2 separate regions of the Homo sapiens genome follow, and region 1 is linked to region 2. A link is an interaction called in ENCODE POLR2A ChIA-PET data of the cell type or tissue named here. Cell type or tissue: GM12878. All regions are shown on one strand. Links, peaks and the distances in the headings refer to the core of each region. The heading gives the core; the rest is flanking DNA. Region 1 overlaps RAD9B (RAD9 checkpoint clamp component B). Region 2 overlaps PPTC7 (protein phosphatase targeting COQ7).

The links. Peaks named below come from ENCODE experiments on the same cell type or tissue, not always from the same donor. Only the 100,000 strongest peaks of a DNase experiment are listed, where the experiment ranks them.
Region 1: POLR2A ChIA-PET joins it to region 2 with 7 read pairs; 16 of 35 experiments call an interaction of 5 or more read pairs at or near these places.

The regions. Positions count from the first base shown.
Region 1 is chr12:110,508,270-110,516,987 of GRCh38, forward strand. It overlaps RAD9B (RAD9 checkpoint clamp component B), which reads left to right. Exons shown (of 11, transcript NM_001286535.2): 5 at 4,510-4,609; 6 at 6,781-6,887. Among named protein-coding and RNA genes, the nearest start is that of RAD9B, 10 kb to the left of the region's middle. RefSeq lists a silencer at 7,020-7,263. In GM12878, for the core only: a CTCF peak has its summit at 4,334 (motif pointing right); a DNase peak (open chromatin) is centred at 4,375.
Region 2 is chr12:110,570,572-110,579,289 of GRCh38, forward strand. The region is part of intron 1 of PPTC7 (protein phosphatase targeting COQ7); the gene reads right to left. Among named protein-coding and RNA genes, the nearest start is that of PPTC7, 8.4 kb to the right of the region's middle. RefSeq lists an enhancer at 4,922-5,066 and a cis regulatory region at 4,988-5,001. In GM12878, for the core only: no CTCF peak of the experiment used is centred there; no DNase peak of the experiment used is centred there; H3K4me3 peaks cover 1,851 bases; H3K27ac peaks cover 1,657 bases.

The sequences.
Region 1 (8,718 bases), core at 2,456-7,455, 62 kb before region 2:
GAAGTGAGATCACATATGTAAAGTACATACCGCAGTACCTGCCCCAGGGGGAGTACTTGTTAGTGATTGCTGTTACTATAATTATCCTCTTTCCTTATCTCCAACTAGATTTTAGACAGAAAGTGAATACTTGGTATTCAGTATCTCTCAAGTAGCTTACTTGAGTCATGTCCAGTAAGTATTTGTGATTGGTTAATTATTTAATGGTTTTTATAGGGTAGTTATATGATACTATGCCTTAGGTTACAAGTAACAAATAAAAACAGACGGTCCAACTCAAACTAGCTTAAAAAATAAAGTATTGGCTCATGTAAACAAAAAATTCAAAATTAAGTCACAGGCATGGTTGTTTTTGTTTTTGTTCTTAATTTTTGTAGAGTCAGGGTCTCGTCATGTTGCCCAGGCTGGTCTCAAACTCCTGGGCTCAAGCAATTCTCCTGCCTTGGCCTCCCAGAGTGCTGGGATTACAGGCATGAGCCACCGCCATGGTTTGATCCAGGGTGCAGCTTCTTTTCTTTTCTTTTCTTTTTTTTGAAACAAAGTCTCACTCTGTCACCCAGGATGGAGCAGGATGGAGTGCAGTGGCGTGATCTTGGCTCACTGCAGCCTTGACTTCCCAGACTCAGGTGATCCTCCTACCTCAGCCTCCAGAGTAGCTGGGATCACAGGAGCGTGCCACCATACCTGGCTAATTTTTTTATTTTAATTTTTTTAAGACGGAGTCTGGTTCTGTCGCCCAGGCTGGAGTGCAGTGGTGCGATCTCAGCTCACTGCAAGCTCCGCCTCCTGGGTTCACGCCATTCTCCTGCCTCAGCCTCTCGAGTAGTTGGGACTACAGGCGCCTGCCACCATGCCCGGCTAACTTTTTTTTTGTATTTTTAGTAGAGACGGGGTTTCAACGTCTTAGCCAGGATGATCTCGATCTCCTGACCTCGTGATCTGCCCTCCTTGGCCTTCCAAAGTGCTGGAATTACAGGCATAAGCCACCATGCCCGGCCCTAATTTTTTATATTGTTTGTAGAGATGGGGTTTCACCATGTTGCCCAGGCTGGTCTTGAACTCTTGGGCTCAAGTGATCTGCTTGCCTCAGCCTCCCAAGTGCTGGGATTATAGGAATGAGCAACCACGCCCACCACACCTGGCTAATTTTTTTTTCACACCTGGCTAATTTTTAAAAAAATTTTAATAGATAACAAGGTCTCACTGTGTTTTGGAAGCTGGTCTCAAACTCCTGAGCCAGGCAGTCCTCTTGCCTCAGCCTCCTAATGTGCTGGAATTACAGGTGTGAGCCACCATGCCCAGCCTGGGATGGCAGTCTAAGATGAAGGAGAAGTGTGAAAAAATACCGGTTGAGGGTGTCTAGTGTGTGCTTATAAGAAAAAAGGAAGAAAACAAGTAGCAAGAATAGAGCATTGGGGATGACAAAGAAAAGACACTTCTCAGCTTGCACATCCTCAGCAATACCAATATTCACTTGATTCAAATATTTGTTATACAGGTATAAACACACTTATATATGTATAGGTTATTTCTAAAGAACACCTAAGAAACTGGTAGCAGTAGTTGCTTCTGTGTAGGTTCTAGGGTGGCAGGAGTCAGGGATGGAGGGTGACTCACTCTCACTGTTCTTTTATATCTTTTGCATTTTGTCCCATGTGCATCTATTACCTATTCCACCAAAAGTAACTTGAAAATATTTTTTAAATACGTAAAATATGTCATCTTTTGAGCTTTGTGTCTTCTCAAAACAGCAGTCACAGTGATCCCTTTAAAATAGGTCATATTATGTCACTTCGGTGCTCAAAACTCTCCCAGTAGCTCCCCATTTTACCCAGGGTAAAAGCCAAAGATCTCAGAATGGCCTATAAGGTCCTCCATGATTCAGAAGCCCTGGCATGTTTCCTCCTCAGGGTGTATGCCCTGCTCCCTTGCCTACTGTTTTATTCATTTATTTTCTTGCTATCTATCTCCCCTCTGTAAAATGTTAGCCCTGTGAAGACAGATTTTTGTCTGATTTGTTCTCTGCTAGTTCCAGCTCCTAAAATAGTCCCTTATGTGGTAGATCACAAAAAAAATTGTCACCAATTATCTGCAGCCCCTCCCTTCAATACCTGGAGATGTTTCCTCATTTTGAATTTCACCCGGCCTTAGATTTGCTTTGATACCGGTAGAATGCACCATAAGTGTTATTGTGTGAGTTCCGAGCTGAGTCCTGTCAGCTTCCACTGTTGCCCTAAGAACCTTTCCACCAGCATGAGAACAAGCATGGAATAGCTTTCTGGAGGATTAAAGAATAGGTGAGAGGCCTTAGCCATCTCAGTTGTCCCAGTTGAGGCCCCAGACATGAAAGTGAGGCCATCCTAGCTACCCCACAGGGATATTGTGAGGATCAGAGAGAATGTATGTAATATGTATGCTACAGTTCCTGGCACATAGGTTCATACTCATTATTGCTACCTCTCCTCTTCCTCTAAAAGGACAATAATTCAGCCTCGGCAACATGGAGAAACCTTGTCTCTACCAAAAATACAAAAATTAGCCAGGTGTGGTAGAGTGCGCCTCTAGTCCCAGCTACTGGGGAGGTTGAGATGGGAGGATCACTTGAGCCCAGGAGTTGGAGGTTGCAGTGAGTTGAGATCACACCACAACAGTCTAGCCTTGGCAACAGGTTGAGACCCTGTCAAAAAAAAAAGAAAGAGAGAAAGGAAGAAGGAGGGAAGGAAGAGAGAAGAGGAGAGAAAAGAAAAGAAAAGAATTAACAAACCAGATGTTGAAATCTGTCAAAAGTCCTGTTTAGAAATATCAGTCCTGGATGGAGGGTACTGAAAGAGAGTAATAGAGATATGATCTGTAGTCTGCAATCACTATTTTACACGCAATTTAAGAAACTACCTGTATTTTGGAGATTTCTTAAAAAACTAAAAATAGAAGTACCACATGATCCAGCAATCCCACTACTGAGTCTTTATCCAAAGGAAAAAAAAATATATCAAAGAAATACCTACATCCCTGTGTTTATTGCAGCACCATTTATAATAGCAAAGTTACGGAATCAAGCTAAGTGTCTATTAGTGGACTAATGGATAAAGAAAATGTAGTATATATACACAATGGAATACTATTTGGCCATAAAAATAATGAAATCTTGTCATTTGCAGCAACGTGGATGGAACTAGAGGTCACTATGTTAAGTGAAATAAGCCAGGCATGGAAAGTCAAGTATTGCATGTTCTCACAATGTGGACGCTAAAAAGTTGATCTCATGGAGGTAGAGAGTAGAATGGTAGATACCAGAGGCTGGTAATGGTGTGTGGGTGAGTATGAAGAGAGGTTGGTCAGTAGGTACAAACATACAGTTAGGTAGAAGGAATAAGTTCTAATGTGGGGTAGCAGAGTAGGGTGACTATAAGTTAGCAGCGGTGTATTCTGTGTTTCAACGTAGCTAAAAGAGAGGACTTAAAATGTTCTTAACACATAGAAATGATAAATACTTGAGGTGATGGACACCCCAAATATCCTGGCTTGATAATTACACAGTCTGTGCATGTAACAAAATATCTGTCACATGTACCCCATACATTTTTTCTTTTTTTTTTGAGACAGAGTCTCGCTCTGTTGTCAGGCTGGAGTGCAGTGGCACGATCTCGGCTCACTGCAACCTCCACCTCCTGGGTTCAAGTGATTCTCCTGCCTCAGCCTCCCAAGTAGCTGGGATTACAGGCGCATGCCACCACGCCCGGCTAGTTTTTTATATTTTAGTAGAGACGGAGTTTCACCATGTTGGCCAGGATTGTGTCTATCTCCTGACCTCATGATCCGCCCGCCTCAGCCTCCCAAAGTGCTGGGATTACATGCGTGAGCCACCGTGCCTGGCCTTTTTTTTTTTTTTCTTTTTGAGACAGAGTCTCACTCTGTCACCCAGGCTGGAGTGTACAGTGGCACAATCTTGGCTCATGGCAACCTCTGCTTCCCAGGTTCAAGTGATTCTTGTGCCTCAGCCTCCCAGGTAGCTGGGATTACAGGCATGCACCACCATGCCCGACTGATTTTTGTATTTTTAGTAGAGACAGGGTTATGCCATGTTGACCAGGCTGGTTTTGAACTCCTGGCCTCAAGCGATCCACCTGCCTTGGCCTCCCAAAGTGCTGGGATTACAGGCATGAACCACCGTGCCTGGCCACATGTACCCCATAAATATTTTAAAATACCATGTATCAATAAAAATATATTAACAAAAGAAGAACAAGAAGAAGAAGGAAACTGCTTGTATTTCAAAGGAGTCTGGGAACTCTCCTGCCTGATTGGTCAGAAGGTATGACATATTGCTTGGTGTCCACTAGGGAGCGATAAACACATTTAATTAAGGAATAGTGCTTCTCCAAGGTATATGCACTTGCCAGATAGTAAATGTTACTTTATTACTTTAATTTGGCTGTGAAACTTAAAGACTTCTTTAATTTGTTAGTTTTGTACTTAAAATTATTAAGAGGTGGCTTTATTCTTTTTAAGGTATTAAAAGAACTCATAATATATGTTTTCAAGAAAGTCAGCCTTTGCAAGTTATTTTTGACAAGAATGTTTGTACTAATACGCTAATGATTCAACCAAGGTAATGAGTTCTCTGTTGTCAGTTTTTTTCACCTGAATACAGTATGATCATGGAGTGAAGAATCAATGCCCTAGAGCTTTTCAGTCGGCACATTTTTTTTTTTTTTATATGGAGTCTCGCTGTGTCGCCCAGGCTGGAGTGCAGTGGCGCGATCTTGGCTCATTGCCAGCTCCGCCTCCTGGGTTGACACCAGTCTCCTGCCTCAGCCTCCCGAGTAGCTGGGACTACAGGCGCCCACCGCCACTCCTGGCTAATTTTTTTGTATTTTTAATAGAGACGGGGGGTTTTACCGTGTTAGCCAGGATGGTCTTGATCTCCTGACCTCGTGATCCACCTGCCTTGGCCCCCTAAAGTGCTGGTATTACAGGCGTGAGCCACCACGCCCTGCCATTACATTTTTTTTTTTTAAGCTGAAATTTGACTTGGAGAAATCACCATACAGGGACAAGAGGAAACTTTGTTAAAGATAATAGTGGATAATAACTAATGGTAGCTATAATAATTTAGTGACCCAAGAAAGTTCTAAAAACACCCCATCAGTGGCTTTCTATATCAAGTTGCATTTATATGGTTCTTGTCTGAATCTTAAAACACAGAGCTTGAGGAAATTTTAACATTTTTTATGTGAAATGATTTTGGCCCTAAGTATTAACAGTTTTTTCCTCTAGATAATGAGTAAGGCATATATGTCTTGAAATTTGAAACTTGAAACCTGTTATTTGAAAGTGCATCCAGTTTTCAGTTCAGCTGTAGCATTAAACATTAATGAACATTACTTTGTGAGCCAAATGATATTTTATCCATATTGTTTTTATATTATTATTATTATTATTATTATTATTATTATTATTATTATTATTTTTGAGACAGAGTCTCCCTCTGTTGCTCAGGCTGGAGTGCAGTGATGTGATCTTGGCTCACTGTAACCTCCACCTCCTGGGTTCAAACAATTCTTGTGCCTCAGCTTCCCGAGTAGCTGGGACTACTAGTGCAAGCCACCATGCCTGGCTAATTTTTGTATTTTTTTATAGAGACGGGGTTTCGCCATGTTGCTCAGGCTGATTGAGACAAACTTCTGAGTTCAAGTGATCCATCTGCCTTAGCCTCCCAAAGTACTGGGATTACAGGCGTGAGCTACCACATCTGGTCCCTTCCTTCCTTCCTTCCTTCCTTCCTTCCTTGCTTCCTTCCTTCCTCCCTTCCTTTTTGAATTGCCCATTCATGTTGTCATTTTTTTTGTATCAAATTATTTGGTATCTTGTATAACTGCCCCCGCTTAACACTGGAAAAGTTCCCAAATGAATTTTGTAGGTGTTCCTGACATTTTGATAGCAAGAAACACCGTTAAACCAATGTCTAACATCAGATTAACAACAAGATTACATAAATTCTAAGAATTTTATTTTATCTTAATAATATCTCAATGTCAAAAGGAGTGCAGAATTTATAATACAATAATAAAAAGACAGCCCAGCTGTAAAAAATAAGTAAAGGATTTTAATAGTCATTTCTTCAAAGAAAATATCAGTAAGCACCTGAAAAGATGCCCAACATCATTAGTCATTAGGGAAATGCAAATCAAACAATTTTCAATCTGTGAATTATGTCATATGGGAATTATATCTCAATAAAACTGTTTTTGAAAAAAGGAGCCAGAATAAAAGGGCATTTGGGATGTCAAGAGAACCTTGAAAGCAACAGGTAACAGTCGAGGAAAGGAGCAAAGGGAAAGAATATAGGCAGCAGGCTGCTTAGAAACCTCTGCCCCCACATCTAGGTCTCCAGCATAATTCACCTGAGTTGTTTTTGAACAGCTTCACTTTCCAGTATCTCCCTTTACAGTATGATCTAGGGCATAAGTAACTGGGCATACAAAAACATATAATTAAAGATATTTTATTCTGGAATTTTGTTTGTACTGCAGCGTTCATGTGTTTTACTAAGGATATATTTTGCTATTCTCTTGGCCTTCAAATGAAGTTATAATTTTAAAATATGCTGAAAATATAGCAGCTATGTATAAGAAAGAAGGTAGGAGTTTGGGTAAATTTTTCTAAACCCAGGCCAAGTAATTATTTATTTCCAGATTAGAGATTTGAGTCCCAGTTAATAAGGTATGTCTTTCTGTTTGTTTTTCAAATAATGTTAATACTGTTCTTTACATTTTATAGATTGCTTGCTGATGCCATTGTTCTTTTTACATCAAGTCAAGAGGAAGTTACTCTTGCTGTTACTCCACTGAATTTTTGCCTCAAGAGTTCTAATGAGGAATCAATGGGTAAAGATTGTATCTGAAATGGTGTTTTGATGGGTTATTACTTCCTGTCTCTCGATTACTAACCATACTGCAAATATTAGTGACATAATTTTATTCCTGTCTAAAAAGCAGTAAGATGTAGAAAGGTTGGAAAAAGCTTTAAGAGATCCAACAAGTTTAACACAATCAGCAATTAAAATATTTGGCTTTGAAATTCAGGGTGTTTTAAAACTAGGAGAATGGGGCCAGGTGCTGTGGCTCACGCCTGTAATCCCAGCATTTTGGGAGGCTGAGGCAGGTGGATTACCTGAGGTCGGGAGTTCGAGACCAGCCTGGCCAACATGGCGAAAACCCATCTCTACTAAAAATAAAAAAATTAGCTGGGTGTGGTGGCTCAGGCCTGTAATCCCAGCTACTCAGGAGGCTGAGGCAGGAGAATCGCTTGAACCCGGGAGGTGGAGGTTGCAATGAGCCAAGATTGCACCATTGCACTCCATTGCCTGGGCGACAGAGACTCTGTCTCAAATAAAAGAAAAAAGAAAATTTGCTACGGTCTTTTGGCACAACAAGCTGTTTGAGACTCTTTGACCTTAGATAATATGTTTTTGGTGACAGCAGTAAGGAGAGGATACAAAGGAAAGAACTATTATTTTAAAGTGAAAAACCAGGGCTTAAGTTGGGTCACATGACTTTTGTAGTGTTTGTGCCAGGTTCTGTTCTAAATAGTTTGCATTTATGAAGTCATTTGATCTTCATAACAACTCTAAGATGTATGTAGGTACTATTATTATCCCCATTTTACATATGAAGAAATTGAAAGCACATATAAAGCACATATGAAGCAGTTGGACACTTTGGGAGGCTGAGGCAGAAGGATCACTTGAGGGGAGTTACCAGCCTTGGCAACATAGTGACACCTCATCTTTACAAAACATAAGAAAAATAGCCAGGCATGGTGGTGCACACCTGTAGTGTCAGCTACTTGGTAGGCTAAGGTGGAAGGATTGCTTGAGCCCGTAAGTTTGAGACTGCAGTGAGCCATGATTGTGCCACTGCACTCCAGCCCAGGCAAGACAGCAAGATCTTGTCTCAAAAAAAAAAAAATTGAAGCACAGAGAAACTGTGGCTTGCCTGGTGTCACAAATTGCCTAGTGAAAGGGTCTGTTTTATGTACCATCATGCCATCTCTGAATAAAGATGGCCATTTAGTAGCCAGGAGAAACTGTCCCTTGTGAGTAGCTTTCTAATGAAGTTATAGTTGACTGGCAATCTAGTTGTTTAATCTTATTATTAAACTTCTTCTATGCTAGTATATTAGGAGTGACATGAGCCTTCTTGTTGGAGATGAATGTATATTTAAGACATTGTTTGATCCTTTAAAAAATATATCATTTGGCCGGGTGCGGTGGCTCACGCCTGTAATCCCAGCACTTTGGGAGGCTGAGGCAGGCGGATCATGAGGTCAGAAGATCGAGACCATCCTGGCCAACATGGTGAAACCCCGTCTCTATTAAAATACAAAAAATTAGTGGGGCGTGGTGGTGTGCACCTATAGTCCCAGCTACTTGGGAGGCTGAGACAGGGGATTAATCACTTGAACCTGGGAGGCGGTGGTTGCAGTGAGCCAAGATCACGCCACGGCACTCCAGCCTGGCGACAGAGCAAGACTCTGTCTAAAATAATAATAATAATAAATATGTATATATATATCACTCAATCTTTGTTCTTACTACTTATATAATTGATATTCATTGAAGAAAATTAAAAATACAAAAAAAATTTTTTAAGTCACCTGATATCCCACTATACAGAGATAAGCACTTTTAATAGTTGGGTATATCTCCTTCTATAC
Region 2 (8,718 bases), core at 2,083-7,082:
AAACCCGATTGTATGCTCCATCTACTGAGATAGGGAAAAACCGCCTTAGGGCTGGAGGTGGGACCTGCGGGCAGCAATACTGCTTTGTAAAGCACTGAGATGTTTATGTGTATGCATATCTAAAAGCACAGCACTTAATCCTTTACATTGTCTATGATGCCAAGACCTTTGTTCACGTGTTTGTCTGCTGACCCTCTCCCCACAATTGTCTTGTGACCCTGACACATCCCCCTCTTTGAGAAACACCCACAGATAATCAATAAATACTAAGGGAACTCAGAGGCTGGCGGGATCCTCCATATGCTGAACGCTGGTTCCCCGGGTCCCCTTCTTTCTTTCTCTATACTTTGTCTCTGTGTATTTTTCTTTTCCAAATCTCTCGTCCCACCTTACGAGAAACACCCACAGGTGTGTAGGGGCAACCCACCCCTACATCTGGCGCCCAACGTGGGGCTTTTCTCTAGGGTGAAGGTACGCTCGAGCGTGGTCATTGAGGACAAGTCGACGAGAGATCCCGAGGACGTCTACAGTCAGCCTTACGGTAAGCTTGTGCACTCGGAAGAAGCTAGGGTGATAATGGGGCAAACTAAAAGTAAAATTAAAAGTAAATATGCCTCTTATCTCAGCTTTATTAAAATTCTTTTAAAAAGAGGGGGAGTTAAAGTATCTACAAAAAATCTAATCAAGCTATTTCAAATAATAGAACAATTTTGCCCATGGTTTCCAGAACAAGGAACTTTAGATCTAAAAGATTGGAAAAGAATTGGTAAGGAACTAAAACAAGCAGGTAGGAAGGGTAATATCATTCCACTTACAGTATGGAATGATTGGGCCATTATTAAAGCAGCTTTAGAACCATTTCAAACAGAAGAAGATAGCATTTCAGTTTCTGATGCCCCTGGAAGCTGTTTAATAGATTGTAATGACAACACAAGGAAAAAATCCCAGATGTAGGGGTGGGTTGCCCCTACAGTATTAATTGACTTCACGAAGTCAAATGATCTATAAATACTCATGTATAGAATTGTACAGTAATTATTGCTGCTCACCTCTAACTGTGCCTAATTTATAAATTAAACTTTATCACAGGTGTGTATGAATGTACAGGAAAAAACATAGCCTATATAGGGTTTCATACTAAAGAGCTTCAGGCATCCACAAAACATACTAACCTTGTTATTCAAAGACCATTGATTGTTTGGTGAATTGTGTATTGTAATAAGAAAAAAATGACAGGATCAAAATGGCCTTTCAAAACCAAGAGAAATGGATTTCTAAGAACAATGCATACATAAGGCATCCTTATTTAGACTTTCTAATTTCATAGAAACACTAATGGTTCCATCACCAATTAGTGGTCAACCTAGAGGCCATAAACAGTTTTCTAGCTCTTATGGAAATAGCTTAAATCTTATTTTCTTGCCCCAAATTGCTATTCAAACATAGCAGATATGAAAACAGAAGCACTTTTTGTTTGCCTCATTCAGCCCAGCCAACCTTTTGCATTTACCTCAAATGACAGCATAGACTAATTTTGGTAAGTCAAAAAACTTGCTAGATAACAGCATCCTTGAAAGATAACAACGTGGCTAGGTGCAGTGGCTCACCTCACACCTGTAATCTCAGAAGTTTAGGAGGCCAAGGTGGGTGGATCACGAGGTCAGGAGTTCAAGAACAGCCTGGCCAACATAGTGAAACCCCATCTCTACTAAAAATACAAAAATTAGCCGGGTGTGGTGGCATGTGCCTGTAGTCCCAGCTACTAGGGAGGCTGAGGGAGAATCGCTTGAACCCGGGAGGTGGAGGCTGCAGTGAGCCAAGACCACGCCATTGCACTCCTGCCTGGGTGACAGAGTGAGACTCCGTCTTAAAAACAAAAAACAAAAAACAAAAAAGATAACAATGTACAGAGTAGTCCAAAAAGAAATAAATTCCCTTTCTCTTCAAAATACTCTGTTAATGAATACGAGAACAGTGCAAACGTGTGTTGGAATTCACCAAGTAAAAATAGTACTGGGCCCTTCAGCAGAAAGCACTCTTTGTAGAAAGTCACTTTCGTAGTCTCTGGCAAAGTTTTTGCAGTCATTTTGTAGTCCTTAGGATTCATACCAACAATTCAATCCATTCTAGAACTTATTCACCTCAAAAACAACTATTTAGGAACCTAGTAAATTTATAAATTCTTAAGTGAGACAGACTCAAGATCAACAATAAGCTTGCTGATGAGAGCAATTTCACCACAGTTGGGAAAGTAATATATAACCTTTCTGGAGGACCTATCGTAATCTTTTTTAAGTTTTTATTTATTTATTTATTTATTTATTTTTGAGACGAGTCTCACTCTGTCACCCAGGCTGGAGTGCAGTGGCATGATCTCAGCTCACCGCAACCTCCGCCTCCCGGGTTCAAGTGATTCTCCTGCCTCAACCACCAGAGTAGCTGGGATTACAGGCGCCCGACACTACGCCCAGCTAATTTTTGTATTTTCAGTAGAGACGGGGTTTCACCATGTTGGCCAGGCTGCTCTCAAACTCCTGACCTCAAGTGATCCACCTACTTTGGCCTCCCAAAGTGTTGGGATTATAGGCGTGAGCCACCACGTCCGGCCCTATGGTCATCTTTATATCAAAGGCCTTGCAAATGCTCATAGGCTTTGACCCAGGAATTCCTCTTCAAGGAATTACCCTGAGGAAATATTCAGATGTAAAGAGATACTCATTCTAGTGTTATTTATAACAGAAAATTGGAAACAACCTAAATAACTACAAATAGAGGACTGGTTTAGTAACTGATGGGCTATACATGCAGGAGAATATGATGCAGTTATGCTTACCAGTATGGAAACATGCACTCCAGCATGCTTCTGGAGTCACACACTATTAAAAACTCCATTTGCACACTGTTGCAACTTTTTAAAAGCTTTACAGAGTAGGATGCATATTAATCCAACATGTATTCTGTTTTTTAATAACATGTATACAATTATATACACAAAGGCTAGAGGGAACCACAATGACTATAGCTTACTATAGCTGAGTTATGATTTATAGGTGTTTTATATGGTACTTTTCTGAAGATGTGTTACTTTTATAAGCACTAAACATCCATTTATTTAAAAGCACTACACAGGCCAGGCACGGTGGCTCACACCTGTAATCCCAGCACTTTGGGAGGCCGAGGCGGGCAGATTACTTGAGATTGGGAGTTCAAGACCAGCCTGACCAACATGGAGAAACCCCGTCTCTACTAAAAATACAAAATTAGTCGGGTGTGGTGGCACATGCCTGTAATCCCAGCTACTCGGGAGGCTGAGGCACGAGAATCGCTTGAACCCGGGAGGCGGAGGTTACGGTGAGCCGAGATTGTGCCATTGCATTCCAGCCTGGGCAACAAGAGCAAAACTCTGTCTCTAAATAAATAAATAAATAAATAAAGGCACTACACAGGCTGGGCACGTGGTTCATGCCTTAAATCCCAGTACTCTGGGAAGCTGAGGTGGGAGGATTGCTGGAGCCCAGGAATTTGAGACCAGCCCAAGCAACACAGAGAGACTCTGTCTCCACAATAATTAAAAAAAAAAAAAAAAAAAAAAAAAAAAAAAAATTAAAAGCATTAGACATGCAAGCAAGAGACCTAGGTTCAAGTCCCAATATAATACTAACTATACCACCCTTACTTGATGTGTCAGTTTTATAGATGAGGAAACAGATTCACATTAAGTGGAGATAAGAGCAGCAGCTTCGTAGTTACAAAGATTAAATAAGGTAAAACATAAAAATGCTTTGCAACTTCTAAGGCACTATATAAAGCACTAGAAGGATGGGAGAATCATGTTTTGTGTCAGATATGAAACAACTGGCTTAGAAAAAAAAAAGAATGAAGCATTTTTACTCCTTAAAGAAAAGCTTCTGTCCTTCCCCATTGCCCAATCCTCAACCCCCAATCCTGTTGGGGATTTTTCCTGTTAGAGATTTTATTCAAAAACATTTAGCATCTCTTTTCTTCTTTAAAAACTTTAAACTAAATTGAAAGAGCTGTGCCAGTTGTCAACTCAAGTTGAAATGAATAATAAGTCGTGTGTTAGCCTAATGCCCTCTGCAATAGGTCAGCTTTTACAAAAAGTCTTGATTTATGATATGCAATTTTGTGAACTGTTAGGAAACAAATTATTTTAGTTCTCAGGGAGACAGAAAACTCCCTATCAGATTATTATTATTATTATTTTGAGACAGAGACTGGCTCTATCATCCAGGCTGGAGTGCAGTGGCACGATCTCGGGTCACTGCAACCTCTGCTTCCCAGGTTCAAGCGATTCTCATGTCTCAGCCTCCCTAGTAGCTAGGATTACAGGCACTCGCCACCATGCCCGGCTTTTTTTTTTTTTTTTTTTAAACTTTTAGTGGAGATGGGGTTTCGTCATATTGGCCAGGCTGGTCTTGAACTTCTGACCTCAAATGATCCACCCGCCTTGGCCTCCCAAAGTTCTGGGATTATAGGTTGTGACCCACCGTGCCCGGCCCCTATCAGGTTTTTAAAATATATGACGACTCCCAAACAAGACAGACTCATAAATTTTATTACTAACAACAAAAATTAGGATCCAGGACATCACTTCTTAAAAAGAGATCAAAAGTTAACAACTAATTTTGAAAGGCAAACTCACATTATTTTTCATAAACTAAAACTTCCAGTTTGAAAAGTCAAATTTCTTTAGAAATAAAATACTGCTAACTTACTTTTGCAAAGCATTTTCCTAAAACTTCTGAACCTAAAGCCCCAGGCAAGACCTCTCTCTAAAAGGCATGGGAACATAAAATGAATTTGACATTTAGCTTGAACTTAACTTTAGCATTTGAGCTACTCAAAGGACATGGTTGTAGGTCACATTCTAACCCGGTGTAGTGCTTCTGGTGTCACACACTAGTACAAACTCCATTTGGATACTGTTGCAACAATTCAGGTTATGTATTGCCCAGTTTCACAAACCAGTGCTAAAGTTCAGGGTACAGCCTCCTCCCATGCAGCAACCCCACCTCAAAAAAAAAAAAAAAAAAAAAAAAAAAAGCTCCACAACAGCTTGCATCTGTAATCTACCTTCTGCTACAATTTAAAACCTCCTTAATAAACAGTTATGCTTCTAAAATTCAATTACTTGCACTACAAAAGGATTCAACCAGAATCCTTTACAGAGACTGTTAACAAATCAAGAGATAAACTGTAAGTTAGGAAAATTTTAAACTAAGCTAGAAAATCTCAAAAGATTTGTGAACAAAGGAAAAGTAGCTCTGAAGCTATAACAAATGAAGAAATGACTTCAAAAATAAAGGTACCTTAATAAGTAACTTATAAAACTGCAACACACCTATATAGCAAAATGAGAAAAATACCAAGGAACAGAAGTTTAAAAAGCAAACAGCAAACCTCCTCTATCCATCAACCCTGTAATCTTATGTATTACAGAATGAAAGACCACTCAGAATAGTCAGAAAGCCACTAGTCAATGGCTTCCTAAACCCTGCTATTTCATTAGTCCTAGATGGCTCTTTTACTAAATCCACTCACACTTCCTTATTAATATTCCACAATTTTCTCTTGGAAGCACACAGCTCATTATGAAATCAGGCATATTTAAAGTACTGATTGATCTCAGAATTTATATATTTGATTGCTGCAATTTTTAAAGTATTTTCCCTTATATAAAATAATTATATGTATATTAATATTATATAGCTACATAAAAAAACAGCTATATTCCTCACAAAGTTAAACAGGGTTACAATATGACCCAGCAATTCTACTCCTAGGTATATATCCCCTCAAATTAAAAACATGTCCATACAAAAGCTTGCACACAAATGTGCACAGCACTATTCACAATAGCCAAAAGTAGAAACAACTCGATGGCCATCAACAGATGAATGGATCAACAAAATGTGGTATATAAATATAATGGAACATTATTCAGTCATAAAAAGGGAGGAAGTACTGACACATGCTCCAACATGGATGAACTCTGAAAACATGCTAAGGGAAAACATGCTAAGGAAAAGGCCACATATTACACGATCCATTTGTATGAAATGTCTCAAACACAAATCCACAGACAGAATCTGCTTTCTGTTGCCAGGGAGATGGGGAGTGACTGCTAATGGATAGGGGGTTTCTTGGGGGGTGATGAAAAACATTCTGGAACTAGATAGTGGCAGTGGCTGTACAACTTTGTGAATGTAAAAACTACTGAACTGTACACTTTAAAAGGATACATGCTATGGAATGTGAATTATACATATCAGTTTTTAAAAATTCACTCAAGGGGCTGGGCACGTGGTTCACGCCTGTAATCCCAGCACTTTGGGAGGCCAAGGCAGGTGGATCACCTGAGGTCAGGAGTTCGAGACTAGCCTGGCCAACATGGTGAAACCCCGTCTCTACTAAAAATATAAAAATTGGCCAGGTGTAATGGTGGGTGCCTGTAATCCCAGCTACTTGGGAGGCTGAGGCAGAAGAACTGTTTGAACCCAGGAGGCAGAGGTTGCAGTGAGCCAAGATCGCGCCACTGCTCTCCAGCCTGGGCACAAGGGCGAGACTCTGTCTCAAAAAAAAAAAAAAAAAAAAAATTCACTCAGGGTCATATTTGCTATCAACAGGTAGATGATGCTGGAATCTGACTTTAAGAAAATTATGGCATGTCCTGCACATGTATCCTGGAATTTAAAAAAAGTAAAATTAAAAAAAAAAAGAAAAAAAAATTATGGTAATATAATGAGAGTGGTGTCCTGACATGGCTTGAAATCTAGCTGAGGAAAATTCCAACAAGGACTTCTTGAAAGACTGAAGTCAGTGGGTGCACACACACACTCTGAAGGTGACTACTTTTTTAAAAGGACAACTCACTTTCAGAATAGAGGTTCTATAAGTACATTAAAATGATCATGACTGTTTGAAAACACCAAATTCTACCTCATCCATTCACTTCCTAAATATAATTTAGATCTTAATTTTGTTCATATGATCTTTACACCTCAAGACAACTACTTTTAAGACTGACATTACTCACAAAAACACTTCAAAATCCTGACCACGATCAAAATCAGATCCAAAGGCTGGGATATGAAATTATTTTAATTTCACTTTTAGGTTTCAAGTTTAAGCTTAAATAAACATCCCACAGTTTCATAATAAATACTTTACAACTCAATATTCAGAGGTCAAAATTTATATGGCACAGACCAGGCTGCCATTTTTAAAATAAGTGGTTTCTCTAAACTGTGGTTTAGCATGCAGAGGAGTTTTTGTTGCACATCAGTTATGAGTCAGAGTGAATAAAGAAGTTATAAACACACACACACACACACCCAGGAAAAGCATTCGAAGCACAAAAGTATCAGGAGACTGACTGGTTTTTAATTCACATATATCATCAAGAAAACTTGACCAGTGGTCTAACGGGGACAGGACTGGGAAAGGGAGTCTCAGATGAGAGACTGAGATAGGTGTCAGCCTCAGTTCCACCAATAACTAGTAGAGTAACCTTGGGGAAGTCATCTGACTCTCTGGAGGCCTGTTTTCTCATCAGTGAGGTGAAAAAAACTAGACTCCAAGGTTTCTAAGTGTTACAATTCTCAACAGTCTTTGATTCTATTGTTAAGTAGCATAAGGCTGTGGGAAGCCCAGGTATTACAACATGCAGTTCTCATATTTTTGTGCACCTAGGAAGCCATGCCACGTAGAGTAATAAGAGAACTCAGAATTAGCCACAGGGAAGAAGGAACAAGAAAAGTGTACACGGCTCCCGCTAGTACTGGTTTACTCCTGTTGGACCTAGTAAAGAGAAAGCACCTTTGACAATTTTCTAGAGAATGATAGGAGTGGTTCCTATGTCTCACCACACCCAACATAGTCAGTTTTTCCGAAACGAAATACAGTGGGGACTATACAAAATGTTGTGAAGCACCAAGCACTATTAGTCACTGCATGACTAATAGGACAGATCAATTTTAAATTAAAGAAACAAAAGAGATTTCTCTTTCTCATATAAAAAGAAAGAAACAGCTTTCATTCCAGTCAAGGAGTCCTAGATGACCACAGTGAATAATCTGTTACACGGATACTCAGTAATAAATATGGTGTCAATTCAAAGAAAATTAATTATCTACAGAACCAAAAGGTTCAAAAGCACTTAAGTTCAACGTAACGTTATTACTCAACATAGCCTTTTAATGTAATTCAGGTTGTAACTCCAACCTCTAGAGTTGACAGCAGTATTAAAGAGTCATTCAAAGTCATCACCTTAGCCAGACACTGTGGCTCACACCTGTAATCCTAGCACTTTGGGAGGCTGAGGCAGGTGGATGACATGAGGTCAGGAGTTCGACACCAGCCTAGGCAACGTGGCGAAACCTCATCTCTACTAAAAAAATACAAACAATTAGCCGGGTGAGGTGGCACATGCCTGTAGTCCCAGCTACTCGGAAGGCTGAGGCACAAGAATCGCTTGAAGCTGGGAGGCAGAGGTTGCAGCGAGCCAAAATCGTGCCACTGCACTCCAGCCTGGGTGGCAGAGCAAGACTCTATCTCAAAAAAAAAAAAAAGTCATCACCTTTTACGGTATCAACTAAATAGAAGTCACCATCATATGAACTGGTTCAGGACAGCCAAGGATCAAATGAGGCCAACTCATGAAGTTATTTCAGGTGGCTTCCAAGACTGCCGTCCGGA